Linked DNA regions of Homo sapiens: region 2 is linked to region 1. A link is an interaction called in ENCODE POLR2A ChIA-PET data of the cell type or tissue named here. Cell type or tissue: OCI-LY7. All regions are shown on one strand.

Region 1 (5,000 bases):
AATTCTATCAGATACATTTAACAGACAGATTGAAATAGTTAAAAAGAATCAGAAATTCTGGAGCTGAAAAATGCAATTGTCATACTGAAGAATCTATCAGGGACCTTTATTCGCAGAATTAACAAAGCAGAAAAAAGAATTAGTGAGCTTGAAGACAGGCTATTTAAAAATGCGCTTTCAAAAGATACAAAATAAAAAAATTAAAAAACAACAAAACACATCTACAGGTTATAGAAAATAGCCTTGAAAGGGCAAATCTAAGAATTATTGGCCTTAAAGAGAAGGTAGAGATGGAGATGGGGTAGAAAGTTTATTTAAAGAAATAATAACAGAGAACTTCCCCATACCAGAGAAAGATATCAGTATCTGAGTACAGGAAAGTTGTAGAACACCAAGCAGATTTAACCCAAAGACTATCTCAAGGCATTTAAAATCAAACTCCCAAAGGTCAAGGAGAAAGAAACATAAAAGCAGCAAGAGAAAAGAAATAAATAACATACAATGGAGATACAATACATCTGACAGCAGATTTTTCAGTGGAAACCTAGGAGACAGTGGCATGACACACTTAAAGTGCTGAAGGAAAAATACCTTTTACCCTAGAATATTATCTCACAAAAATATTCTTCAAAAATGAAGGAAGAATACTTTCCCAGACAAGAGCTGAGGGATTTCATCAATATCAGACCTTTCCTACAAGAAATGCTAAAGAAAGAACAGAACATTGAGAAAGAAAGGAACATTAGTGAGCAATAAATAATCACCAGAAGTTTTAAAACTCACAGGTAATAATAAGTACACACGAACAGACAGAATATTATAACGCTGTTAACTGTGGTGTATAAACTACTTTTATCCTAAATAGAAACACCTGAGCTCAAGCAATCCACCTACCTTGGCCTCCCAAAGTGCTAGGATTACAGGCATGAGCCACCACACCTGGCCTATATATCAATAAATTGGAAAACCTAAAAAAAATGACAAATTTCTAGACACATATGATCCACCAAGATTGAACGAGGTCAAAATCCAAAACCTGAACAGACCAATAGCAAGACACAAGACTGAAGCTATACTAAAGTCTCTCAGTAAAGAAAAGCCCAGGATCTGACAGCTTCACTGCTGAATTCTACCAAACATTTAAAGAAGAATATCAATCCTACTCAAACTGTTCTGAAAAATGCAGGAGAAGGCAGCAAACTAACACAAGAACAGAAAACCAAACACCGCATGTTCTCACTTATAAGTGGGAGTTGAACAATGAGAACACATGGACAAAGGGAGGGGAACATCATACACTGGAGCCTGCTGGTAGGTGGGGGCCTGGGAGAGGGATAGTATTAGGAGAAATACCTAATGTAGATGACAGGTTGATGGGTGCAGCAAACTACCATAGCTCGCTTATACCTATGGAACAAAGCTGCACGTTCAGCACATGTATCCCAGAACTTAAAGTATAATTAAAAAAAGATAAACAATTCCAATAGAAAAACAGGAAAAGTGAAAAAAATAGAGAAGGGAATACTTCCAAACTCATTCTATGAGGCAAATATTATCCTGATACCAAAACCGAAGACACATCAAAACACAGAAAACTACAGTCCAATATTTCTGATGAATATTGATGCAAAAATCCTCATCAAAATACTAGCAAACCCTGGTAAAAGTGGGCATCTTTGTTGTGTTCCAGCTATTGGAAAAAAGGCTTTCAGCTTTTCCCCATTCAGTGTGATACTAGCTGTAGGTCTGTCATATATAGCTTTTAACCTGTTGAGGCATGTTTCTTCTATTCCCAGTTTGTTCAGAGGTTTTATTATGAAGGGATGTTGAATCTTATCAAATGCTTTTTTGTGGGCGGTAAGCCACCTGAGGCAAGAGACCGAGGGCACGAGCTGTTCCAGTGTGATAAATATATAAAATAACAAGAGTTATACTAGATATAGATCATAGATATGATTATATATGAATATCATTAATCATTAATTTGTAGCAATTACTCTTTATTCCAATATTATAATAATCTTCACTCTACAATCATAACCCAGGAAAAACCAGGCCATACAGAGATAGGAGCTGAAGGGGCATGGTGAGAAGTGACCAGAAGACGAGAGTGTGAGCCCTCTGTCATGCCCAGACAGGGCCACTAGATGGCTCCTTGGTCTAGCAGTAATGCCAGCATCTGGGAAGATGCCCATTACCAAGTGGACATGGTCTAGCGGTAGCATCAGTGCCAAGGAAAAGCACCTGCTACTTAGCAGACCAGGAAAGGGAGTCTCCCTTTCCCCAGGGGAGTTTAGAGAAGACTCTGCTCCACCACTCTTGTGGAGGGCCTGACATCAGTCAGGCCCACCCACAGTTATCTGGAGGCCTAACCATCTCCCTGTGATGCTGTGCTTCAGCGGTCATGCTCCTGTTTCACTTTCATGTTCTACTCTGGGCACCTGGCTCTGCCCTCTAGATAGCAGTAGCAAAATTAGTGAAAGTATTAAAGTCTTTGATCTTTCTGAAAAGAGCATAGAATAAATAATGGCATAAGCTGTACTCTCTCTGCCTTGGCTGCCAAACAGGGAAGGGCCCCCTGTCTGGTGGACACGTGACTCACGTGACCTTATCAATCATTGGAGATGACTCACACTCTTTACCCTGCCCCTTTTGCCTTGTATCCAATAAATAACAGTGCAGCCAGGCATTCGGGGCCACTACTGGTCTCCGCATCTTGGTGGTAGTGGTCCCCCGGGCCCAGTTGTCTTTTCTTTTATCTCTTTGTCTTGTGTCTTTATTTCTATGATCTCTCATCTCTGCACATGTGGAGAAAAACGCACAGACCCTGTGGGGCTGGCCACTACCCTTTTTAGCATCCATTGAGATGATTATATGGATTTTATCTTTCATTCTGTTGATATGGTGTATCGCACTGGTTGATTTGCATATTTTGAACTATCCTTGCATCCTAGGGATACATCCCAGTTGGTCATGATGAATAATCTTTCTAATGTTATTGTTGAATTTGGTTTGCTAGTATTTTGTTGAGGATTTTTGCATCAGTATATGCACATACTCTGTACCCACAAAAATTAAATATTAAAAAGAATTAAAAAAACAAAAAAGATAGACAATTGAGTTGGCCTTCTTCCAAAGAATTGTATTACATAATATTTGGACACTGCCAGAAACTCCAGACATCTGAGAGACATGATTACTATTATATGGTTCCTGGGTGTATCTTCCTCACTTCTGTAGAACTACAGAAATAGGTGGGTGACATGTGGGAAAAGATTCATAAGTAATGTTAAAGAGTTTCTAAATCATCACAGGGGAGATGGCAAGCCACTGGAAAGTTAGGACTGGAAAAACATGGTTGGGAGGAAGATGTCTGTTAGTGGGATACACACAAGGGATGATTGCCACCTGAGCTAGCATGATAGCCTACTGAGACGAGAAGAGATCCATAGATTTGAGATAATTCAAAGGTAGAGTTTGCAGAATTTGGTCATTGATTGAGAAAGAGTGAGAAGGCTGGCATCTGAGTTTCTGGATTGATCCACTAGAAGCATCAATAATTTTAATTCTTTGAATGGAAATAATATGTAAATTGGTAGATGATAATTTGCTTAAAGTCTTCATTAAGATATTTTCATGACTGTGAAACCAAATGACTATATTTATGAATGTGTTTACTTCTGGCAGAACTTTCATAGGCTCACTCCTTCTAAACTCAGTTCCCTTAACCCTCTTTCCATGAGATCGTATGAGTCTCAATAAAAATTCTGCAGTAGGGGCTATTAGATACCCAACCCCATCTCCAGTTTTTCCTCATGCTTCAGGAAGAAGAATTTGCTATTACCAGGAAAGTCTTTTAAAGCTGCTATGGACATTCAATTAAAGGACACTGAGAATGTAACTAACAGAAATTCAGTGATGTTTCCAAATTGCCTGACTATACGTTTTGAATAACAATGACCTACATTTATTGAGAAATTAACAATATGCCAGGTACATTCAAACTTCTTAGTATATTGTTTCATTTGGTCCTCACAACAACTCTATGAGGTAATCATTACTATTATCCACATTTTATGGAGCAGGAAATTGAGATAGAGATAGGGTAAATAGCTTGCTCAAAATTACATGAAATGAAAATAGCCGATCCAGGATTAAGGCCACAGAACCTTTGCCAAGAGCTCTCAAGTGAGATGTACAGACAAATATTCTTCTTCTAATTGCCATCAGCTATTTGAGACCATATTATCTGCCAGTTTCCTTGTTGATCTAGAAGTCTCTTTAATCGTTAACTACTTCCCTAAAGGCTCTGTCTCCAAATACAGTCACATTGGGGGTTAAGCCTTCAACATGTGAATTTTGAGGGAACACAATATGGTCCTTAAGAGTTGCTCTCTGTTCCCAAGCTGAGTGCTAAGGTCTTTCCTCAATAATGAATTCTTTTTTGCCTAAGTCAGCCAGTGAAGTGCTTGTAACCAACAATGCTAATGAGTAAAGTATCTCTATATCATAGCAATATATTTGGTATTCATTTATTTGGTGTTTCTTTGATTTGCACGTGTAATCAAGAATCATTTAGTCATTTATTCAAACATAGTTTTACCACTGCCATTTAATCACCTGTGTGACTTTAGATGAATTCATCTAAGTAACGTTTCCTTTATCTATAAAGTATAGACAATTATACTGACCCCAAGATTGTTTGAAGGATTTGGGGCAATACGAATATTTATAATTATTAAATATCCTGACAAACACAATTGACCCTTGAACAACATAGGTGTGAACTGCATGGGTCCACTTATGGTTGGATCTTTTTCAATAAAAACAGTCAATCCTCCATATTGGTAGGTTCCACATCTGCAACCAAATACAGATCAAAAATAAAGTATTTGCAGGATTCAAAACCTGTGTACACAGAAGGCTGACTTTTCCTATCTGCAGGTTCCACAGAGCCAATTGCAGAACTTGAGCATGAGTGGATTTTAGTATCACTGGGG
Region 2 (5,000 bases), 250 kb after region 1:
TCAGACAAATGGCTTTCTTAGGCTACCTTTCATCATTGTTATGCAGAAAAGGATCTCCAGAGAATCAAGTGGGCTGGCCTTGAGGCCTCTGTTATGGAAATGACATTTGTTGTGCCTCCTTTCCCCTACTCTTTCTCACTTCCTCATCATTAGTGAAGCATGGCACAAGATAAGGTGTTGCCTGTGAGTCTGGCTATAAATTCAGCTTACGATGTTTGCAGCACTGCTATCTTAAGGGGTCAAGGGCATTTCAGGGGGAAGTGACCACTAAGGTGAAGACTGGAGAGTGAGTAAGAGTGAGCCATACAGTAAAAGTGGAAAAATCCAGATGATGGAAAGGACACGTGCCATGCACTATCATAATAACTTTATAATTGAACACTTATATTACAATTTCTGAACCCCTGATCTCAAAAAAAAAAAGAAAAATACACTTCATGAAAAAAACGGGGCCTCATTTGGCTCCGCTCTCCCCCCCTGTCATTGGAGCTTGGATTACTGTGAACATTGTAGCCACAGCAAAAAGAAAAAAAAAATTGGCATTTTTACTCCTTCTGATAGTCTAGATTTTAAAAAACAAAAGAAATCTTAATAGAATTGTCTTTTGGAGTAAAGCCTACCAGTATTAATCAACACCTCATCTCTCCATAGAAAATAACCCCCCACAAAATTGAATGTTTATACTTGATGTGATTTGAAAGTGTGCAATTCCAGCACCTAAAGAATAGTGTAGGTCATGGAGTTTTTAAGAAACTCCAATTCATCTTAGAAGGCTGTGGTAGATCTGTTACCGCTTAGTATAAATCAATCCAATCAGATTTCTAAACTCCTGAGACCTGGCTGATTTGTTACATTGACTGAAATGAAAGCATGGTCTGAGAAAGAGAGTAAACATGTCATTTGGGATTTCAAAGGGTGGAAAATTCTTACCTAAAAAATAAACTCAGGAACTTGGGGTAATATAAAAACAGCTATATTTTGGCACTCAAGAGGCAAAAGCTAATATATGTGATGAAAGAACACAAAGCAAATAAAATTTGACTATTTCAAAATGATGCCTCGGGCAGGTCCTGTATCCAGAAGAGGATGTTCATCCAGGGTCTGGGGCTAAGGTCATCTTAGCACAGCCCAGCTGCCAGCTTCCCTCCTCTGCCGCTTCCCTGAACGCAAACCAGCTTCCCTTATCTAGCCCTTCGTGGACCTGTTAAAAAAGTGATCCCTAAACCTTATCATGCACTTGCATTAAAAAAACAACAAGAAAGCATGGGAAGGATGAAAGAGGATTTCTTAAATATGGCACAAGTAAGTCCAACATTATCAATAAACACACTAACAATGAATGGGGTAATTTTCTTATTAAAATATATGTTTTTCATACTGAGTTAAAAACAAAATCCAAGAAGCATACATCTCTGTGCCCTCACATGGTGGAGACAGAGGAGAGCTCAGACTCTCTTCCTTTTCTTAGAAGGACTTAATACCATCAAGGGGGCTCCACCCTTATGACTTAATCTAAACCCAATTACTTCTCAAAGGCCCACCTCCAAGTCCGTTGGGAGTTGGGTCTTCAACATATGAATTTGGGAGTCACCGTCAGTTCATAAGGAAGCATATCTGAAATAAACAACACACAAGGGTTCACGGAAAGGAAGAAGATATACTAAATGAACGTGAAACTGAAAAGCAAAGTAATACCATCAACACTTGGCAAAATAGAACGTAAGTTGAACATCTGCTAAATACAGAAATTCTCCCACAACATAGGTCATGAATCTGCCTCACAACACAACACAACTACAAACTATACATGGCAAAAGCTGACAGACATACAAAAGAAAAATGCAAATCCACAGTCTCAGTGGGAGAACTCAAAAAACTTCCCTCAGAAAGCAACAGATGATGCTGACAAAAAATAAAGACAATTTGACAAACTGCCATCACAACTTGCTATTTCTGGTGATGTTGGGGTTATCTGCTTATTGTGTATTTGAGAACTTCCCTTCATCTGCTTGTCAAACTGACCAGCAGGTGGTGCTGGGGAGGGAAACACTCCATCTGGAGAATGCTGGCAACTTGTCTCTTAAGTCTAGAGGCTCCTGGTCCCCCTCATGATCATCACCTATCAGGCACAAGCACTGCTGATACAGGAGCTAAAAAGAAATTATTAAGCAGTTAGTGTAGGTAAGAGAGTCCTCAGTAAGGTTTTTCTTTTAATAAAAAGCAGCCCCCATATAATCGCTTTTCTAGCGAAAATCAGCCTAAAAAATCAAGCCGCAAGCATGCTAAAAGCTTGCATAGGTAAATGCCGGCACCTATGCAAATAGAAAAGGGATACCTGGAAGTCAGGCGTACTCAACATAGAGGTTTCCTCTTCCTATTTTTTTTTTTCAGATGGAATCCTGCTCTGTCACTCAGTCTGGAGTGCAGTGGTGCATTCTCAGCTCACTACAACCTCCCCCTCCTGGGTTCAAGCAATTCTCTCCCTCAGCCTCCTGAGTAGCTGAGATTACAGGTGCCCACCATCACGCATGGCTAATTTTTTTTTTCGTGTTTTTTTAGTAGAGGCAGGGTTTCACCATCTTCGCCAGGCTGGTCTTGAACTCCTGACCTCTCGTGATCCACCGTCCTTGGCCTCCAAATGTGCTAGGATTACAGTCATGAGCTACCACGCCTGGCCGCCTATTTCCTTTTCTTTGTCTTCACTTGTGCAGGCGACACGGCACAGGCCAGGTAGAGGCCCCGTTTGCATACTAAAGATTCATGTGGGATGGCCAGGCTCTTCGTGCATCACATAAATAGCACACCTGCTCCAACCAACCCTCTGAGCCCTATGTAAATCAGACACTGCCTCCTCAAGCTCCTCTATAAAACCAACCACAACTCGCCCCAAACCCGGAAACCTGCTCAGGCACCCTTCCAATGCATGAGGAAACTCTCTCTTTGTTCTTTTGCCTATTAAACTTTTGCTCTTAAACCCACTCCTTTGGTGTCCACATCTACAATTTCCATACTGTGAGACAGCAAACCTCTGGCATTTCCCCAGACAAACGATGCCGCTTCACTGCCATCTCAAGCCCAAGTGCCAAAAATGACCACTTCAGCCTGAAGAATGCCATGGCTGCCACCATGCTGCTTAGGATAAGCAAAGACACAAAGATGAAGTGGGGACGGGTTTACTAGAGAGGCTGCAATAAAAGCATATCCCAGGCAACTTTCCACTTCTTAACTTCTGTCATTTTCAAACTTAAAGGTGTTTTTTTTTTTGTTGTTGGTTTGTTTTTCTTTTTAACAGTTTCTATTTCTGGCCAAAAGACTGCTCTTTGTTTTCCTGCTATGACATATTTATTCTTTGTTCTAAAGTCTTTTCCATGATTTCATATAGGAACTAAGAAGACAGCCAGGTGTTTGCTCAACATATTGATCCCCTCTCCACCTAGAACTCTCTTTACTCTTTCTCCCAGGAAGATTCCACCCCTCCTGTTCTGCCAGTTTCCTCATATTTGCCTCAGACAATTGCCCTTGTAGGCAGATGAACCCGGGCCAGTTCTACTTTACTATGGACACCAACTCTTCTGAAATAACATCTGAGTCTTGGGATTTGCATATGAATCTTCCCTTGACACAGCAAACAGTCTTTCCTTTTACCTTCACTAAAGTCATCTACTTGGGAGAATGGAGAGCACTAAAATTCTACAGATTTCAAAACCAAACCTGCTGTGCCTTTCCAGAGTCCTTGGAATGAAAAAGAGAAAATAGGTTAGAAGGGATATTTTCTCCTTCCTTCCTTACCCTGAAGGAGCTCCTATTTTTAAAGGGAATCATTGGGGACAATCCAAAAGAAACTCTTGCAAATCAAGCTTTGCCATGCCACCACGAGAAGGGTAACCTGTGTGCCCAGTGGTGAAATTTTTAAACTTTGGTAATGATCTCCAGGTTCACCCCTATGGATAACGAAAATATTTTAAGAACCTATAAGGGTGCCAACCTTTCAGAACCATGTCTCTTTGCAAGGACCTACCAAGGTCTAGAGATCATAGCACCTCACTAGCAGCCTACAGGCATTCTCCAAAGGTTCCCACCTGCCCCACCCAACACACACACACACACACACACACACTCACACACACACACCCTGCTATCCTTTGGCCCTAGATTTCACCTAACTTTGTTCTAAATCTTAATCTCCCTGTGCCCTCAAACTCATGTGTTATAGGGCCTTGGTAATCCCTTTCTAAGCATATTCCCTGACTTCTCAAATACTATTTATGAGACATATATCTAAAGTAAAACTATATTTCAGGCCAGATCAGCACGCTTCTTATTACAATTATAAACACTGAACTTCTTAGTTGCTGGGAAAATATATTAAAAAGGCATTATTATGCTTTTATAGCCATAGATTATCTAGGGAAAAGTATTGAGTGTCTCGAGAATGAGTGAAAATTCTTTCCCCAATATACACTTTTTTTCTTTTGCAAAGTATATCCTGCATATATTCAAAAGATAATGTTTTTCAAAAGGGGAAATTGCCTCCACTGTGGACTCTTATTAATTCACTTATCCCTCAAGTTCTCTTATTAACTCACTTATACATCATATTCCCTTATTAACTTTTTATTCAATCACTGGTATTTGTTTCTAGTGCTCATAATTGAACACAAATTTTTTTACTATTATATAAAATAAAGTAACAGCTATTCACCATTTCCTCCTTTACCTCAATAAGTTGATATCTTCCAATAGATTCATTTCCCTGTTTTGCTCCCTCCTCTGATCCAGACGAGTGTGCTAAGTGATACAAAATGCTTTTATTCCTCTACCGTTCAACCCCCTGAGACCGATGTTTTAGTTCCATGTGTTTTAGTTCCAGGTGTCACAGAATTTCCCTTGCAGTGTGTCGCATCCATTTAAAGAATCCTTCTTTAAAACTTTTCTTACACATTCCCAGAGAGCCTATCATTGTCCATTTAGAGTTAATTCTCTACATAAAATTTGTCAAT

The links. Peaks named below come from ENCODE experiments on the same cell type or tissue, not always from the same donor. Only the 100,000 strongest peaks of a DNase experiment are listed, where the experiment ranks them.
Region 2: POLR2A ChIA-PET joins it to region 1 with 6 read pairs; 1 of 35 experiments calls an interaction of 5 or more read pairs at or near these places.

The regions. Positions count from the first base shown.
Region 1 is chr11:58,848,475-58,853,474 of GRCh38, forward strand. It overlaps a transcript of GLYATL2 not described here. Among named protein-coding and RNA genes, the nearest start is that of GLYATL2, 6.3 kb to the left of the region's middle. In OCI-LY7, a CTCF peak has its summit at 2,126 (motif pointing right); DNase peaks (open chromatin) are centred at 2,157 and 2,427.
Region 2 is chr11:59,095,297-59,100,296 of GRCh38, forward strand. LOC105369315 (a long non-coding RNA gene) reads right to left here. Exons shown (of 3, transcript XR_007062680.1): 1 at 2,336-5,000; 2 at 2,023-2,150; 3 at 958-1,614. Among named protein-coding and RNA genes, the nearest start is that of FAM111B, 9.4 kb to the right of the region's middle. RefSeq lists enhancers at 1-341, 2,464-2,633 and a silencer at 1,741-1,850. In OCI-LY7, CTCF peaks have their summits at 2,001 (motif pointing right) and 2,201; DNase peaks (open chromatin) are centred at 115, 2,035 and 2,755; H3K4me3 peaks cover 4,521 bases; H3K27ac peaks cover 4,747 bases.